Regions from separate parts of the Homo sapiens genome. Here region 2 is linked to region 1. The links are chromatin loops, found by intact Hi-C in ENCODE. Cell type or tissue: chondrocyte. All regions are shown on one strand. Each heading gives the region's core, and the rest is flanking DNA. Links, peaks and the distances in the headings are about the cores only. Region 1 overlaps LINC03136 (long intergenic non-protein coding RNA 3136). Region 2 overlaps PKNOX2 (PBX/knotted 1 homeobox 2).

Region 1 (9,775 bases), core at 2,644-5,143:
TGAACCCTTCACCAGTATGTTTACTAAACACTCAAATGTCAGCTCTGATGATGATGGACAATCAAAAATGTCCCCAGACATCACCAAATGTCCACCGTGAGGTCAACATATCCAGGATTGAGAATCAGCATCTAGTATTCACAACATCTAGCATTGCTACATGATGATGATGATGATGAAGAGATGATGTACATTTCCACTGATAGTCATACACGGCCTTCTCTGTTTATGTCTTTCCAGCAATCACAAAGGCAGTGTGTTATACAGGAAACAGCAACAAAGGATCAGGAATCAGGAGACTAAAGTTCTGGTCTCAGTAATTTGCTCTCATAATTTGGATAAGTTAGTCAGTCTGTGTTTCAGCTACTTCACCTACAAAATCAATAGTTAAATGAGATATTGTTAATTGCTTCCATTCTAAAATTCTTTTCTTCTTAAATCTATTTTTTAAAGGCCAACTCATTTTTCTCAATTATTCTTACTTACATATTAAGCATTTTTACTCACAATTTGCCTTACTGTTATTACTTTTCCAAGTATATGTGTCTTATTCTCTCAAGAATATTAAGCTTTTTGGGGCACCATATGTCTTACATTTGTTGTTATTCATAACATCTAGTATTGCCACATGTACAATGAAAATCAAGTTTGGTTGAATTAATTTTGCTTTATTTTCATTTTTGGTAATTTTAGCCTTGGGATCCCTCAGAAGAAGAACATTTAGTTACTACCTTTCACTTAGTAATTTATTTCACTTAGTTCCTGTCCTGAAATTACTAATAATAAATGAGATTCCTCATTTGGGAGGGACAGATGTTGTAAATGTTGATGCAGAGTGAAAGATATTAATGTTGTAAATCAGGGTTTCTCAACCTCAGCACTATTGACGTTTTTGTCTTGATACTTCTTTTTTTATTTTTAATTTAATTTAATTTAATTTATTTTATTTTATTTTTGAGATGGAGTCTCACTCTGTCGCCCAGGCTGGAGTGCAGTGGTGCAATCTTGGCTCACTGAAAGCTCCGCCTCCCGGGTTCACGCCATTCTCCTGCCTCAGCCTCCCGAGTAGCTGGGACTACAGGCACCCGCCACCACGCCCGGCTAATTTTTTGTATTTCTAGTAGAGACGGGGTTTCACTGTGTTAGCCAGGATGGTCTTGATCTCCTGACCTCATGATCCACTTGCCTCGGCCTCCCAAAGTGCTGGGATTACAGGCGTGAGCCACCCGCCCAGCCTTGTCTTGATACTTCTTTGTTATGGGGGCTGTTCTGTGCATTTTAGGATGTTTGGCAGCATTCCTGGCCTCTACCCACTAGATGCAGCAGCACTCTTTCGATTGTGACCATCAAAAATGTCTCTAGACATCACCAAAAGTCTACTGTGGGAGTTACAACATCCAGGATTGAGAATCAACTATTTTAAATAAAAGGAAGACTAGACATGCCAGATTGTGAGTGAGGTTTTCTTGTATTTCTTTTCTTTTCTTTTTTTTTGAATTTTACTTTAAGCTCTGGGATACATATGCAGAATGTGCAGGTTTGTTACATAGGTATTCGTGTGCCATGGTGGTTTGCTGCACCTATCAACCCGTCATCTAGGTTTTAAGCCCCTCATGCATTAGGTATTTGTCCTAATGTTCTCCCTCCCCTTGCCCCCCACCCCCTGACAGGCCCCCATGTGTGATGTTCCCCTTCCTGTGTCCATGTGTTCTCACTGTTCAACTCTCACTTATGAGTGAGAACATGCAGCGTTTGGTTTTCTGTTCTTGGGTTAGTTTGCTGAGGCTGATGGTTTCCAGCTTCATCCATGTCCCTGCAAAGGACATGAACTCGTGAATGAGGTTTTCTTTACATCATATTTCTTTGTATCTGATTTACTTCTTAAATTTTTAGAAATAAGAGATCCTCTGTCACTTTATCCAATTACCTCCACTGGTAACATCTTGCAAAACTACAGTGCAATATCACACAAGGATATTAACACTGATAAGGTCAAGATAAAGAACAAAGTTCCCTCATGTTGCCATTTTATATCCACACCCAATGTCTTTCCACCCTAACTTCCTATTTAAATGGAATCATACAGTATAGAACTTTTTGGGATTTTTTTTTTTTCACTCAAAAAATTATCTGGAGATTCATCCAGGTTGTTGTTCTTTTCCATTGTTGAGCAGTATTCCATGGCTTGGATGTATCACAGTTTGTTTAAACATTTACCCGCTGGGGGACATCTGGATTATTTCCATTTTTTTTTTTTTTTTGCAATTTTGAACAGTGTTACTATAAACATTCACATACAGATTTTTGTGTGAGTATGTTTTCATTTCTCTGGGATAAATGCTCAAGAGTACAGTTGCCTGGCTACATGGTAGTTGCATGTTTAGTTTTAAAAGAAACTGCCAAACTAATTTATTTTCATGTACATTTTACATTCCCATCAGTGGTGTATGAATGATGCAGTTTTTGTGCATCCTCACCAGCATTTGGTGTTGTCAGTTTTTAATTTCAGCCACCCTCTAGGTATGTAGTAACATTCCATTGTGGTTTTAATCTACATTAAATTCAATGTAGCTAATAATGTTGAAAATCTTTTCATGCATTTTTTATTTGAATATTCTCTTTAGTGAACTGTTTTCATGTCTTTTGCTAATTTTCCAGTTGTATTATTTATTTTTTTAATGTTGAATTTTCAGAGTTCTTTATATATTCTAGATACTAGTCTTTTGCCAAATAGGTGGTATGAAAATATGTTCTCCTGGTCTATAGGTTGTATTTTTATGCCCTTAATAGAGCCTTTCACCAAGCAAAGCTTTTAAAATTTATTAAGTCCAATTAATTAATTTTTCCTTTTATGGATCATACATTTAGTGGCAAGTCTAAGAACTCTTTACTTAGTTCCAAATCCCCCAAATTTTCTCCTTTTTTTCTAAAAGTTTTATATAGTTTTACATTTTGTATATTTAAGTCTGTGATCCATCCTGAGTTAATTTTTGTATAAGGTGGATATGGTTTGGATATGGTTTGTTTGTCTCCACCAAAACTCATGTTGAAATTTGATCCCCTATGTGGTGATGTTGGGCTGTGGGACCTAGTGGGAAGTGTTTGGGTTTTGGGGGTGGATCCCTCATGAAATGGCTTTGCATTCTCACTCTGGCAACACAGGAATGGATTAGTTCCCATAAGAGTGGGTTGTTATAAAGCCCAGATGCTCTTCAGGTTTTCTCTCTTTGTACCTGTTCTCTTCTCTTTTGACCTTGTCTGCCATGTTATGACACCCTCACCAGAAGCCAGGGTGGCCATGTCCTTGAACTTCCAAGCCTGCAGAACCATGAGCTAAATAAACCTCTTTTCTTTCTAAATTACCCAATCTCAGGTGTTTAGAGAATGGTTTACCCTTAGAGAATGGTTCTGGTGAACTTCTGGATTTAAAATCTCCTTACTAATTAAGTACTGTTTTAACTGGGGGCAGAATGTGTGCCTTAAAAGAACGTAGGGACCTAATGGCTGTTTTCCTGCTGATGGGACAGTATCAGAACTAAAATTTGGCTTTGGAGGACATTTTACTCCTAATTGTTGAAGGCAGTGTTTTCGCATTCACAGAAGGGGCATAAAGCCTGGTCTCTAGTATAGGGGTGCAAAAAGGGAGGAGAATTGGGAGGCTAGAGTGTTACAGCAATGGACCAACGCTGTGCCTCATGGAGAGGATTCCTATTCCACTAGGTGGCGACGTTGACCTAGAAATACCGTGCGCTTCCCAGAGGAAGGGTAGAGGGAGAAATGCTTATTGAGAAGGGCTCTTTGCTCCTAGAAAATGACAGAAAACAGCATTCCCTTGTGCTATATTCTCAGTTACTATGGCATTCGCTAATCTTTCCTAACAGGACTATTTTCCTGAACTGTAAAAATTCTCAAACACTGCATACACAGAGAGGATAGGAGACATGGCCTTTGCGGATAGGAAATGAGGAAATTTTGCGATAGGACAGCTGTAGATCCTGTTGCGGACACCCAGCCGGGCAGTTGGAGGTGGGGTCAGTCCAGAAGCCTTCAGATAACACCAGGGTGTAGTCCTGGCGAGAAATCTTCAGTTGCTTCAGGACCTTTTCTAGCCCCACGCGACGGCTAGGTCCTCCGTGAGAGAAAACTGGTTCGAGAAGCATGGCCAACATTCCCAATGATCCGTGAGTATTGAGAAGTTCTCCATGTTCTCCCAAGCAAGCCTAACATCTGAGACTTCCCGCATGGCGGCCGCCCTATTAGCATTTAGGTGGCTATAGGATGCCCATTGTTTGAACTTAAGATGGAGGCCGAGAGCCTCCAAATGAAAGGACAGAGTTGAAAGTTAAGTTCTGCGCCTGTACTCACCCCTCTGATGAATATACCTTCTGTTCTGATTCTGATCCTGGGCGAGTCCCCACAATGAAGTGGTGTTGTCTGTCTGGGGAAATAACTGAGGTTCGTTGTCTCGCGCTAAGGAGAACAAAGATGTGGGCACACAGGGAATGGGTTTAAGAGCAGAAAGTTTAATAGGTGAAAGAAACAAGAGGAAAGCTCCCCTGTGCAGAGGGAGGGGGTTCCGAAGGGATCTCCCGGGTTGCGGTGGGAAGCGGCTGGTTTTATAGAGGGCTTGAGGAGGCAGTATCTGATTTACATAGGGCCTAGGGATTTAGTTGGACCAAGTGTGCCATTTACATAGTCCACAAAGAGGCTGGCCATCCCACCCTAATCTTTCTTTTATTAGGCAGATGTGGTTTCCACCTGGCCGGTGCCATGACACCCACACACATGGCGACAAGGAGAAGGGAGAAGAAAACCTATTTGTTGTATATACCTGGCTTTTGGCACAGCTGCCGGGATTCACCTGTGCAAGTTTCCAGCTTGCTTATCTATGCTTGCAGCTTGATTTTTCAGGCTACTTTCTGTTAGAAAAGAAATGATTTGGGGGCTGCTTTCTATTAAAAGAAAAACCTTACCAAGGACTCCTGTACCCTCACTATCTGCCTAAATAATTTCTTAACGCCTATATTATTCCCTTTAAATAAATTTTTTTGTGGTGTTTGTCTTATTGTTATTAGGTTATGAGAATTCATTATACATTCAAGAAATATATAATTCATTATATAAAAATAGTTTTATAAATTAAATATAAATATATAAATATATAATTTATTACATAGTCAGGAAATATATTCAGTCCTTTTTGGGAAATATTTTCTCTCAGTCTATAGTTTGTCCTTTCTTATACTTAACAGTATGTTTTTTAGAGCAGAAGGTTTTACTTTAAAAAATTATTAATATTATTTTGACTGATATCTTTGACTAGAACATTACTGGTGTATAGAAATGGCACTGATATCTGTACATTAATTTTGTATCTTTAAACTTTAACTGAATTCATTTATCAAATCTAAGCGATTTTTGGTGGAGTCTTTAGGGTTTTCCAAATATAAGATTATATCGTCAGTGAACAGGGATAATTTGACTTCCTCTTTTTTAATTTGGATGTCTTTTATATTTTTCTCTTGTCTGATTGCTTTGGTGAGGACTTCCAGTACCATGTTGAATAAGAGTGGTGAAAGTAGGCAACTTTGTCTTGTTCCAGTTCTTGGAGGGAATGCTTTCAACTTTTTCCCATTTGGTATGATGTTGGCTATGAGTTTATTATATGTGACTCTTATTATTTTGATTTATGTTCCTTTGATGCCTAGTTTGGTGAGGGTTTTTATGATAAAGGGATGCTTAATTTTATCAAATGCTTTTTTAGCATCTATTAGATGATCATATGATTTTTGTTCTTAATTCTGTTTATGTGATGTATCTTATTTGTTGATTTGCAAATGTTGAAGCATTCATGCATTTCTGGTATAAAAGTCACTTGATTGTGGTGTATTATCTTTTCAATGTGTTGTTGAATTTGGTTTGCTGATGTTAAATACAGTGAATTCTAAATTTCTCTTCAAAGGATCAGTATGTCAGTATGTTCAGTTCTTTGTTCTCCATTTTAAAGTTTAACTTCCTCATTCTCCTCATCTCCTTGCCTCTAGTTTCAGTAAACAACCTTTTACACCAGTTCTAATCAGTAGTTCACATCTGTTCCCCTGCTCACCTGCTCTGCCCTGAGTCACTCCTGGTCACCTGCTCTGTCCTGAGTCACCTCTGGTCACCTGCTTTGACCTGAGTCACCTTTAGTCACCTGTTCTGTAACCATCCTTCCCACCAAAACTGCTCACCCCACCACTCTGGTTCATAACCCTGCTCTCTTTAAAATAGCCAGGCAGAATTAGCTTAGACTGTGTGGTTCAACCCTTGCCAACAGGGGAATGACACAGCAGTAGGGGCTACCTGCATCAGGGATAAGACCCCCTTCTCCTTCTTTGTTCAGGTGTGCTCTTGCCATTGCTCCATCTGTGAGATGCACCCTTCTACAGAAGTAAATTGCCTTGCTGAGAAAATTTATGCTCGAGTGCTGTTTCTTTTGCAGCACTGAAATACAAATACAAATTTGAGGGCTCATCCAGGATTCCCATTCTCTTCTGGGGAGGGTCTAGATCTCTCCCGTGAGGAGGCATGCCCGCTGCCTTGTTACAGTGGCCTCAGGGGTAAGGAATCAAGACCCACCTAGTGTGATGAATAAACCCAGACTCTCAGCAATGCAGAAAGAAACCAGCTGGCGACTTGGGGGAAAGGATCCTCAGATACAACTGCGACCAGGTAACTCTGTGCACAGACCAAGGTAAGAAATGTCGCAGGGACAACAAAATACTTCCTTGGTGGTGGGGATATTCTGGGGGTTGAAAGTGTGCGTGAATGCAAGGAGCCTCCAGCAGGTGGGGCTAAAGGAAAGGCGAGACATCTCTAATATGAGCGATTGAGTCTAATAGCCCCAGCAAGCCTCCAGAGAAGGCTAGGTGAGACATCTCTAATACGAGAGATTGAGCCTAACCAGGACCCAATGTGGGAAATACCCCAAGCAAGACAAGGAGCAAGAAGGATAAAGATGGTAATAAGGATATTCCCCTTGATAGCCCCCTAGATCTCATGTTAAAATACTGGAAGGATAATGAAGGGACTAAACACAAGAAGAAACAACAAATGATAAAATATTATTATTATTATTATTTTTTTTTTTTTTTTTTGAGACGGAGTCTCGCTCTGTCGCCCAGGCTGGAGTGCAGTGGCGGGATCTCGGCTCACTGCAAGCTCCGCCTCCCGGGTTCACGCCATTCTCCTGCCTCAGCCTCCCAAGTAGCTGGGACTACAGGCGCCCGCCACTACGCCCGGCTAATTTTTTTGTATTTTTAGTAGAGACGGGGTTTCACCGTTTTAGCCGGGATGGTCTCGATCTCCTGACCTCGTGATCCGCCCGCCTCGGCCTCCCAAAGTGCTGGGATTACAGGCGTGAGCCACCGTGCCCGGCCATAAAATATTATTGTTTTATTTGGACTCAGGGCCCTATCCTCAAACCCTCAATCTTCTGGCCAAAGTTTGGGTGGAATGAGAATGTAATGTGCTAGCTTCTAATTCAATATGTTAATGATAAAAGTCCAGTTTCTCAAGAAGAACAGGTCTTTGTTGGAGGCAGGGACCTGTCCTTTTTTCCTTAAAAACAACTAGGGAAGAGCCCAATCTTGCACCTCAAAATGAAAAGTCAGAGGAGCCAGTTCCCATGCCTAAAGACTCCAGCTCATGGGACCCCCTAGACCATCTATGCCTGCTCAGTGTCCCCAATCTTTCCCCTCAGACAGCTGCTGCCGCCTCAGATTCCATTCCAAATCCTTCTTCTGTTCACGTTATCCCTCCTTCTTATAACCCTGACTCTTGGGAATTACCGTCCCAAGAGCCTATTCTCTCCCAACCTAAATACCCCTCTCTAAAAGGACTCCAGTGTGAAGTAGAACATTGTAAAAAAGATAATCAGAATTTCCCATTTCCCTCCACACCTAAGGAGTCAGCCTTGACTCTCTTTCCCTTAAAAGAGGTACCAAAAGGAGGGGGAGCCATTGGCTTTATAAATGCTCCCTTAACCAGTTCAGAAGTCCAGAATTTAAAAAAGGAGCTTAAGCCACCATTAGATGACCCTTATGGAGTGTCAGATCAAATTGATCAATTCTTAAGACCTCAGTTATATACTTGGGTCAAGTTAATGTCCATCTTGGGCATCCTCTTTTCAGGGGAAGAAAGGAGTAGGATTCATAGGGCTGCTATGGTAGTTTGGGAACATGAGCATCCTCCTGGTCAAAACGTTCCTACCGTGGAACAGAAATTCCCTGCCCGAGACACCTGGTGGGACAATAACAATGCAGATCACCGGGAAAACACGCAGGACCTAACAGAGATGATAATAAAAGGAATTCGGGAATCAGTACCCTGAACCCAAAATCTTTCTAAAGCATTTGATATACAATAGGAAAAGGATAAAGGGCCTATGAGATTCCTAGACAGACTGAAGGAGCAAATGAGACAATATGCAGGCTTCAATTTGAATGATCCCCTTGGGCAAGGAATGTTAAAACTCCAATTTGTCATTAAAAGTTGGTCAGACATTTCAAAAAAATTACAAAAGATAGAAAATTGGGTAGACCGGCCCCTAAGGGAACTTCTCAGGGAAGTTCAAAAGATATATGTGAGGAGAGACGAAGAAAAGCAGAAACAAAAGACAAAACTTATGTTATCCACCTTCCAACAGATGGCTCCAAACCCATGTACTTTTAAACAGAACTTCCAGGGAGCCAGAAACTATAAAAGGTCCAAACCCTCCTTTAAAGGACCCAGCCTCCATCTGGAGGACTAAGACCAAGGGGTTTATCAGGCCCCCTAAAGGGTGTGGGGGAGCAAGGTCAAAGAATCCCAGAACTGAGAGGGAGGAAGTGTAAGATAGGTGCTACCAATGCAGAAGAACAGGTCACTTCAAGAGAGAATGTCCCGAACTAAGAAAGGAGAAAGAAGCCCTTCCACTCGTGACTTTTGAGGAAGAATAGGGGAGTCAGGGGCTCTGTCTCTTTTATCTTGAGTCCCACCAGGAGCCCTTGATAAATTTGGAGGTGGGACCTAAACATGAGCTTGTCACCTTTTTAGTTGATTCAGGGGCTGCTCACTCCTCTGTTTGTCCATCTCCTCGATGGACAGTCTTGCCCCAAGACAGACTCCCCTAATCTTTTTGGCCAAATTTTAGAACAAGTGTTAGAAAAAGTGGTCATCCCAAAGCAAATATGCTTGCTCTAGTACATGGATGATATTCTTATATCTGGCGAAGATCTAAAGAAGGTAACTGACTTCTCTACACATATTCTTAACCATCTGCAGTTCAAGGGGCTATGAGTCTCAAAAGGAAAGCTTCAGTATGTAGAGCCTGACGTTAAATATTTAGGCCACTTAATAAGTGCAAGCAAGTGAAGAATAGGGCCTGAATGAATTGAGTGAATCGTGCCCCTACCCTTGCCTCAAACTAAACAAAAACACAGGAAATTTTTAGGGTTAATTGGATACTGCTGCTTACGCATTGACACATATGCACTATACAGTAAACTGTTATATCAAAAACTTGCCCAGGAGAAGCCTGACCATCTCCTGTGGACTCCTGAGGAAGTTGATCAGGTCGAAGAGCTGAAAAAAGACTCATAACCACCCCTGTTTTAGCCTTACCTTCCCTAGAGAAGCCATTCCACCTTTTGTCAATGTGAACAATGGAGTAGCATTAGGAGTGATTACTCGAGAACACAGAGGCTGTCGGCAGCCCATGGCCTTTCTGCCAAAAGTCTTAGATCTGGTTACTTGT
Region 2 (9,775 bases), core at 7,255-9,754, 440 kb after region 1:
CGGTCACTGAGAGGTTTAGGGGTCTCACCAGAGGTCAAAGGCAAAAAGCACCCCAGGACGCCCAGCTTTCTTTGCAGCAGAAGCAAGAAATGGGGAGTGGCAGCTTCGTTTCCAGGGAAGCCAGGAGAGGTGACTCTCATCACCCAGTCAGCCTCCGTAATTAGTATGCGTGGAGTGGAAAGTAATTAAATGCTACTCTTGGAGAAGAGATACTTGCGTTCTTGATGGCGCCTGATTATTTATTTCCTTGAGAGGATGAGAGAATGGTCGTTAGGGTTTCTGTCTGAGCCTGAGGTTTGCTCTCTTCCCTTCATCAGGGAAGGGAAGCCAAGGCCACTTTGCTCGCTGGGAAAGTGCTTTGGTTTCTTACTAATGCCTTTCTTCTAAAAGAACAATGAGCCACCTTAGCCCACAGCCCAGCAGCTCTGCACCCCGCCCAAGCCCTCATGCATATTCATCCTGCTTCAAAGAGCACAACATGGAATATGCAAATTAGCCATGCAGGAGCTGGTTGGCATTTTGATAACAGCTTTGTCTGAAAAACCCCAGAGACACATGCACATCTAGTTTCTCTCTTTCTCCCTTTCTCTTTTCTCTACCCCTGTGTCCTGCTTCTCACTCTCTTCCATTCCCAGCCTCCCAGAGAACAGGAAAATGAATCACAGAACCAAAGAAGCAAGTTATGGAGGAGCCCGGTGTCTCTATACCAGTCCAGTGTATTTCCACTTCTGCCTCTCCTCTCTCCTCCTTCAACAGAGTCGTTTTATTTTTTCCTACCAAAGTGTTGCCTGATCTGACAACATCCCAAGGTTTCCGGCTTGTCCTATGCTCTCCGTTGACTCCCCCGACTCTTGCCTGGGGACCCATTCTATGCCTGTCTCTCAGGGATTAACTTCCTTCCCTTTGTCTTTCTTCCATCTTCCAACCTGTTTTGCCCTTACTCTCAGCAGTCAAGGCTAAGAACCTAAGAACCTAGCCTTGCCTTCCAAGCAAGAAAGGAAAGGAATCAGCTGCACAGATCAGGAGAGAAGGTTTGGATATCAGCTGTCATCACCGACAGGTCACTGGGACTCAACATTTCCTGACACACACCAATTTCCAAAACACATCTGCACAACCATCACCAACAGTGCCGACGGCGGTGCTACTGCCCCCTCCTTTATCCCAGCAGCAGCGTCTCCTTCATGAGTTGCTTTCTAACCCCCTCCCATAGCAGAGCTACTTGAATAGCATGAAGAGGATTTTCTTAAGTTCAGATGACGTGAGTCCCGCTCCTTCTCCCCGAAATGCAGATGGTCAAGTCAGGAGCTGGTGGGTGACAGAGTAGGTGCTCTGCTATGGGAGAAGCAGGCTGGGGCTTGAAGCCCACATCCTTAGATGCTGTTTCATCCAGGACCTTGGAGGAGAAAGGCATAGGCAGGTGCAGGGATACAAGCACCTCTTGGGATTTGAGGACAGAGGGGGCCTCTCTCCTTGACTCCAAAGGCCAGCCTGGGTCAGCCAATGATTGGGGAGGCAGCTTATCTCCTAAAAGGAGCATGGGCTTTGTGCCTTGAGTTCAAATCCAGCTCTAGATACATATTAAGCTAAATAATTTTTTAGAAAATTACTTAATTTCTCTGAGCCTTGGTTTCCTCATTTAAAAAATGGGAATACTAATATTAATAATACTAGCAATTCTCCCACAGTTGTTTTAAATAATCTTTAGTGTCTAGCATATATGCTACGTGCTCAATGAAGTGTGACTTTTATTTTTTCCTAGTAAACTTTGAAAAGAGAAAGTGCTGGTTCTGTTGCGTCTTTAGCCTTGGGGACGTGACCATTTTTTCAATTCAACAGGCACAAAAAACCCGAAAACAAAATCAAAACAAGACAAGTACAACCTAGCCTGTTGCCCTAAAACGAGCTTTTTTTTTTCTTTTTCTGAGATGGGGTTTTGGAGTTTCACTAGTCGCCCAGGCTGGAGTGCAATGGTGTGATCTCAGCTCACTGCAACCTCTGCCTCCAGGTTCAAGTGATTCTCCTGCCTCAGCCTCTTGAGTAAGTGGGATTACAGCTGCTTGCTACCACGCCCTGCTAATTTTTAAAATATTTTTAGTAGAGATGGGGTTTCATCATGTTGGCCAGGCTGGTTTCGAACTCCTGACCTCAAGTGATCCACCAGCCTCGGCCTCCCAAAGTGCTGGGATTACAGGCATGAGCCGCCATGCCTGGCCTAAAACCAGCTTTACACCTACCCTTTATGCTCATTAAATCCTGCTTAGTGGTAGCCCAGGGAGCCCTGGTGCTTGCGGATTCTGGAACTAGCGGCCTCCAAGTACATCTGGACAAGAAGACAAAGTGAAGTGGCAAGAGTGGGAGTGTATTCTGGCTTCTCAGCAGGTTCATTCAAGGGAAGGGGTGGAGGAGGGATAGTGAAAAGTCACATTTATTTTTGAGCTTAGAGAACAGACTCTATTTCCACTGGCAAAGAGATGGGTGGGTTCACAGAAGAAAAACACACAGACCACTGCAGACATGCTCAGGGAAGCCTCCTGTGCTTTATGGATAGGCAAGACAGGTGGGAACATGAGGATTAGTTGAAGAGGTTGGAGAAAGGTCCTGTAGATCTCCTGAACTGCTGCTGCTACAAATTACATAAGCCCTGAAGACCACAAGTATGCAGTCTGGAGGGTTCCTACATATTCCCTCTGTCTGCAGAAGGCAGAGCTCAGATCACTGGGTGGAAGTTGGAGGGATCAGTTGGCTCTGTGTAACAACTTGGGTTTCTTTGCCCTGGGAGGTAGTGCGCAGTGTAAGGTAAAGAGAAATGACATTTTTTTTTTTTTTTTTTTTTGAGACGAGGTTTTGCTCTGTCATCCAGGCTGGAGTACAGTGGCATGATCATGGCTCACTGCAGCTTCAGCCTCCCGGGCTCAAGCAGTCCTCTCACCTCAGCCTCCTGGGTAGCTGGGACTACAGGCACGGGCAACCATGCCTGGCTATATATATTTTTATTTTTATTTTTGTACATATGGTGTGGGGGGGGTCTCACTATGTTGTCTAGGCTGGTCTCAAACTCCTGGGCTCAAGCAGTCCTCCTGCCTCGGCTTCCCAAAGTGTTGGGATTACAGGTGTGACCCACTGTGCCTGGCCAGGAGATGACAATTTAGTGTTCCGTGGGCAGGGTTCCTATATGGCACGGGTGAGTTGGGATTACTGACCCACAGTACCCTTTTCAGGGCTGAGAAATGATTTTTTTTTTAAACTCTAGGCTTGGATTCTTGTTAAGACACAAATTCAGCTGAGACGAGCAATACTGAGAGCATCAGGTGTTTTCCGCTCAGAGCGACTCACTGCAGGTCCTTTTGTGGAATCAGGTTGAGAATCTCTGGGGTGCTATTAAAAATGCACCTACCTGTGCTGCACCCTGTGAGTTTCTGATTCAGTAGATGGAGAATAGAACTTGGGTGCCTGTAACTGAAGCTTGCTCAGCAATTCTAAAGTGCATTCCAGCTGAGAAGCCCTGGGTTAGGGGTTGGAGGAGAGATGAAGACACCATTGGATTGGGAGGTGGGGAAGATTCCATCATAACAGAGCAGTTATTTAATATTTCACCTCCTTCCAAAATGTGTCCCCACACGATTCACAGTGTTCTCCAGTTGAAAAGGAAGCCAGACGTGTGAAGCTGTCTGGCTGTTGGAAGCTGGGCAATGATGTCAATGTCAGCTTCTCCAGCAGGGTGGGTGGCTTCCAAGGAGAGCAGCTGCATTCCCAGGAGAAGCCGAGAAGCTGCTAAGCTGTCATCCACAAGACTAGAGTTTCATGGACTATCAACCGAAGGGGCTCCTAGTGCCGTCTCCTCTAATCCCCTCAATATGCACATGAGGGAAGTTGCTTCAGATGGTCCCTGTGTGTAAGGGAAAGTTACGGGCAGAATCTCAACTACATCCAGGGGAGCCCAGTGTTCTTTCCTGTGCAAAGGGGTCAGGGGAGGTCCACAGATGGGCAGAGCTGGCCTTAAATGAATTTGGTAGAATAAAAATTTTGCAATACATCAGTGGAAACAGCTAGAATTTCTAGAACCTAGAAATTCACAGGAATAACAGGTGGATGTGAGGTATACACACCTGTAGTAGAATCTCTGAATAATAAGATGAGAAAAATGCAAAAATGAAAAGGTATAATGAGATACACATAACTGAAGGGAATTGTCTTAAATGGCTGATTGTAATGAGATGTACATAAATTGTAAGGCTTGTAATGAAATGAAAAGAAATCATATTCTTGCCTGATAATACTGGGTGTAATGTCTATACCAGAAATAAGTTGTCTCAGTGCATTGAGTGTAATGAGATGCACATAATTTTAAAGAGCGTAATGAGATGAAAAATAAATCAAACACTTGTCTTAAAATGAAAGATGTACTAAGATGCACACACCTGAAGGGCATTGTCCTAAATGGGTTCGATTTAATGAGATGCATTTAATTTGCAAAGGGGCTAAATGAGATTGGCCCAGAGAGAGGCTGAGAAAAAGTATAAGATACGCTGGAAAGTGGTATAATAAAACCTGCCTCATCTGTGGGATGGAAATAAGATGCCAAAGTGGAAATGGAGCGTGTGAGGTGACCACCATTCTGTCAGTCCTCGGTGCTCGGTCCCTTGGTCTGTGATGCTCTGCAAAATTCATCATCCTTTGTCCCTCATAGGTTACCAGGCACATAGTGGGCACCCGGGAATTTGTACTGAATGAATCACTGGCTTGAGGGTGGTAGTGTATCTGGCTAAAGGAAGTTAAAGGAGCAGCTATAAAGCAAGGAGCTTCAAAAGATGATTGAAAATTATTTTCTTTTTTTTTTAAATTTTTATTTTTGAGACAGAGTCTCACTCTGTTGCCCAGGCTGGAGTGCAGTGGCGCTATCTCGGCTCACTGCAACCTCCACCTCCCAAGTTCAAGCGATTCTCATGCCCCAACCTCCCAAGTAGCTGGGACTACAGGTGCATGCCACCACATTTGAGTAATTTTTATATTTTTAGTAGAGACAGGGTTTCACCATGTTGGCCAGGCTGGTCTCAAACTCCTGACCTCAAGTGATCTGCCTGCCTCAGCCTCCCAAAGTGCTGGGCATGAGCCACCATGCCCGGCCAACAATTGAAAACTATTTTCTGAGAGCAATGCTCCTCCAAGTCTTTGGGCATCTTGCCTAGCTATCTGGGGCAAACACCGGTTGTGGAACCTACATTGTATCTATAACAAGCAACCCTGGTGATTTTTATGCCTCTAGCCTCATTGTTGCCTGGGGAGGCAAGGTAGGCAGAAAATGTATGAGTGAAGATATCTGGATACGAGACACAGGTATACTTTGCAATGAAAGGTAGGAGTACTTTTATGCCCACAAACAAATACATTCTCTCCAATATTTTGTACCAAAGGCAGGGCCCTCCCTCTTGGACTATCTTGTTTTCTTACTCTTTTTTTTTTTTTTTTTTTTTTGAGATGGAGTCTTGCCCTGTCACCCAGGCTGGAGTGCAATGGCATGATCTCGGCTCACTGCAAATTCCGTCTCCCAGGTTCAAGTGATTCTCCTGCCTCAGCCTCCCGAGTAGCTGGGATTACAGGCATGCACCTCTATGCCCAGGTAATTTTTGTATTTTTAGTACAGACGGGGTTTCACCATGTTGGCCAGGCTGGTCTCGAACTCCTGACCTCATGATCCACCCGCCTTGACCTCCCAATTGGTCAAACTCAATTGACCTCAGGCCTCCCAGTTGGCCTCCCAAGAGGCCAAGCAATCCTCTTGATGGATTAATGAGTAGAGATAAATATTTCCCTTCTTAAAAACAACCACTTAGCTATTACAGCAAAAGGGGGTTTAAAAAAAAGGACATGGGGGAAGCTTAACTAAGCCACCAGCCACCCAAATAGTGACAGCCAATAGTAAATAAGCAATGAACCCTCAGCCTCCGTGTTGGGGAGACCACAGGGGCTGCGAATGTCCTGATGACACAGAGAACGTGCCTTAGGGGGCAGCAGTTAATTCAACTACACTCAATCATGGCCAAGTGGGATTATATAGGTCCCAAGTCGCCTGATTGCCTGATTTTTCAGGAGAAGCCAGGAATCTGATTTTTTAATGTGTAACCTTCTAACTTTTAAAAGTTGGCACACAATTTTTAGACAATATATGGCTCAAAACAGGTCTGAAAATTGAGCTTAACCTGAACCTCACAGTGGAGCTGAAAGCTTCCTGCTTTGCAACTCTGAATGAAGAAGTTTGAGTTCTCTGTGGTAAGGATGAGATCATAGTTATAGCCATTACAAGGATGCTACGAGCACTCTTTCAGTCTCAATCTTTTTCTTTTTTCTCATGCATATTCATTTTAAAATAGTAGAGATGCGGGCAGGTGGGGGCGGGTCTCACTATGTTTCCCAGACTGGTCTTAAAATCCTGGGCTCAGTGATCCTTCCACCTTGGACAACCAAAGGGTTGGGATTACAGGTGTGAGCCACCGTACCTGGCCCAGTCTCAGTTGTTTCTAGTAGAATGTAAACTCCCTGAAGTAAAGAACGCTGTCCTTGTTAGCCACAGGTGTATTCTTGTAAAACAGTGCCTGGGACAGAGTCGGGGCTTGATAAATGCATGCTGAGATAATGAATGACTCATCAGGAATGAATTGGAGCAGGCTGCAGTGTGGTGGTCATTGCCCTCCTGGGGCCCCATGCAAGGCAGGAGAGGGGATCCTCGGTCAAGGAAGTTGAGCTCTGGCCACCAACTCCCATGAGCAGGATCTCTGAGCTTGAAAAGTCTTTCCTGATGGGTCGGGGGGTGGGGGGCAGAAGTCAGTCTGAGAGTTGCCAGAGCCCTGATATCAGAGTTCGGTTTTGGGTAAAGGAAACCTTCCCCTACCCCTCGCCCTGTCATCCATCTCTTGAATTTCCACAGGGATTATGGCGTGTCTTTTCCTTGGGTTGGGCAGCATTTGGGTCATGCACAGAGAGAGGTTGTTGGCTCCTAAAAATACAACTACCTACATCTCAAGTGATTTCAGAAACCCCTTTTCAGCCGGGAGTGGTAGCTCACGCCTGTAACCTCAGCACTTCGGGTTGCCGAGGCAGGCAGATCTCTTGAGCTCAGGAGTTGGAGACCAGCCTGGGCAACATGACAAAACCCCATCTCTGCAAACACAAAACAAAACAAAAAAATTAGCTGGGCCTTGTGGTGCATGCCTGTAGTCTCAGCTACTCAGGAGGCCAAGGCAGGATAATCACTTGAACCTGGGAGGCGGAGGTTGCAGTAAGCCGAAATTGTGCCATGGTACTCCGGCCTGAGTGATGGGAGTGAAACCCTGTCTCAAAAATAAATAAATAAATAAATAATAATAATTTTAAAAGGCCGGGCGCAGTGGCTCACACCTGTAATCCCAGCACTTTCGGAGGCCAAGGCAGGTGGGTCACCTGAGGTCCGGAGTTCAAGACCAGCTTGACCAACATGGAGAAACCCCATCTCTACTAAAAATACAAAATTAGCAGGGTGTGTTGATTCATGCCTGTAATCCCAGCTACTTGGAAGGCTGAGGCAGGAGAATCGCTTGAACCCGGGAGGCAGAGGTTGCGGTGAGCCGAGATCGTGCCATTGCACTCCAGCCCTCCAGCCTGGGCAACAAGAGCAAAACTCCATCTCAAAAAAAAAAAGAAAAGAAAAAAGAAACCCACTTTCAGTTGGCAGCGTGGTTGAAAAGATGGCTGGCAGAACTTGATAGAAAAACTTGGCGGGGAGAGTGTAGGACAGGCTACTCTGCAATTTCTTTAGAATAGTGTTCCCTAAAGTGTGTTTTGTGGAATATTGGTATAACTTGAATAGATATTACTTGAAAAAAAGGGAGGTGGAGCAAATCTCGGAACAATTGAAACAAAGTTCAACAGGTTTCTTTCCTGTAGGACTTTTTAGAGCCTTTAGTATAATAATGTGCATGATGAAACTCTACTAACAAAACAGAATATGCAGTTAATCTTAGGCTAATTTGGGCATGGATTTTTTTTTTTTTTTTTGGTAGCATATCTTTCAACAGTGTGTTCCTTAGAAACCACTGTCTTAAAGGACTGTTGTCTTCCCAGCTCTGGAGGTGAGGTTCCAATCATCGTGCAGTTCTTAAGATTTTCTTCCTCTACCTAGAGAGGCGGGGTTTCTGTAGGGTTTGCAGAACTCTCTCCAGGTGTGAGGAGGGGGAGAGATGTTGGGCTCCCTGAGGGCAGTGATGCAGGGAACTCCACCAGAGCTGGTCAGAGCCCACTTCGCCTGTGTAACCAACCACTGGCTTCCCTATCTTCCACCTGGCCATGGGGTGATCTGCCAGTACGTGCAAACTCTCCAGCATTCCTGAACATGAACAAGGCACTCCCTTCCTGCTTCTAAACAGATGCCCCAGACCTCTCAGCAAGTGTGGCTAAAGAAGGTACCCTCTCGTCTGGAGCTGACAAGAAGGCCTGCCTCTCACTTCTGTGTGGAGATCAGCTGCCTGAGTTTCTTCTTGCCTGGGGGATTATGGTGCTGATCCCTGGGATTCAAGGCCGGGAATGGAGACAGGAAAGCAAAAGCCTTTGAGGGAGGTGGAGTATGGTGGACAAGAGGGACCAGATTCATAGCTTCCGCTGCGGTCGGGGAAGCTGTCAGGAGAGGGCAGTGCAGAGCTTCCTTGCCTTCTCTCCCTAGCTCTGCCTTACAACCGGCCGCACACAAGGTGAGTGTGCTGAAATTGGCTCTTCCTCCCCAGACAGGGCAGCTGAGCTCACGCAGGACGCACATCTACCTTGTCCCCTTCCCTGGGTAGTCAGGTGTATACTGAGGCCTCCAAATTTTGTCTGGCCTCTGGTCCCATGAAAAGAGCAAAGGATTGCCACAGCAACCACAGAAAGAGAATTGTGCACCAGGGTTACGGTAGGTAATAAGATTTACTGAAAACGTCTCGGCCACATTCAGTACTGGTTTGGTGGATACATCAGAAGGAGGTTGCATAACATTAGGCAGGTGGAGGGGCTGAGAGGAAGAGATGTGGGCACCTGTGTGCCAGTGTGTCCGTGCTGGGGGACGCCTGTCCAGGTGGTGAGTGGAACGGTGTGTGTGTGTGTCTGTGTGCGCGTGTTAACAAGAAAAACGAACCAGAAAAGGAAATGCATTTTATCCCACTGCACATTGCAAAAGTCTCACGCCAAAAAAGCTAGACTTTCCTCTATGTATGGCATCAAAAGGGAGTAAAAAATGATTGGATCACCCAGATTATAAATAAGGTTATTTGTTTCTCAAAAATCCTTATTAAAACATTAAATATCAGCTCTTTTGGGGGAGAAATACATTCATTTCAGGGAGACCTCGGAAGAGTGACCATCCTTTTGCTCTACCCCAACCAGGTGGGGGAGGGGAAGCCCCAGAGGGCCCAAGGGGTCCCCTCCAGTTGAGCCAGGTAGCCACTCACATCCTGCCACTGAAGGAGGTGGCCAATGCACAATTTACAAATGAAACTGCACGTCCATTAAATTAAACCCAATGGAAAACACACGTGTGACCTGTCCTGTCATTCACAGCCATGGGGTGAGAGGGAACCGGAGGAGAGGGTGCCAACCAAGGGGGTCTGGAAGGTGGGTGGGAGGGTATGTGTTAGGGTGGACAGTGGAGAGCCTCCTCCTCCTTCCAGGAGCCCCAGTTCCTCCAGGGCTGTGGATAGCAGGGTTAGAACAGCTGGGTGGGGTGTGTGGGATGGGCATCCCCGCAGGCTCTTGGGTGCCATTCTCTGGGCCC

Evidence for each region. Hi-C counts contacts between places; a loop is a spot of excess contacts. Peaks named below come from ENCODE experiments on the same cell type or tissue, not always from the same donor. Only the 100,000 strongest peaks of a DNase experiment are listed, where the experiment ranks them.
Region 2: a loop joins it to region 1, with 6 times the contacts of the local background. A loop is called at or near these places in 17 of 110 quality-filtered maps.

What each region holds. Positions count from the first base shown.
Region 1 is chr11:125,868,652-125,878,426 of GRCh38, reverse strand. It overlaps LINC03136 (long intergenic non-protein coding RNA 3136), which reads left to right. Exons shown (of 2, transcript XR_007062935.1): 1 at 1-4,181; 2 at 4,742-5,071. Among named protein-coding and RNA genes, the nearest start is that of LINC03136, 9.3 kb to the left of the region's middle. In chondrocyte, for the core only: CTCF peaks have their summits at 3,480 and 3,706 (motif pointing right); no DNase peak of the experiment used is centred there.
Region 2 is chr11:125,432,527-125,442,301 of GRCh38, reverse strand. It overlaps PKNOX2 (PBX/knotted 1 homeobox 2), which reads right to left. Exons shown (of 13, transcript NM_001382323.2): 13 at 8,913-9,775. Among named protein-coding and RNA genes, the nearest start is that of FEZ1, 59 kb to the left of the region's middle. RefSeq lists a silencer at 8,535-8,829. In chondrocyte, for the core only: CTCF peaks have their summits at 8,436 and 8,648 (motif pointing right); no DNase peak of the experiment used is centred there.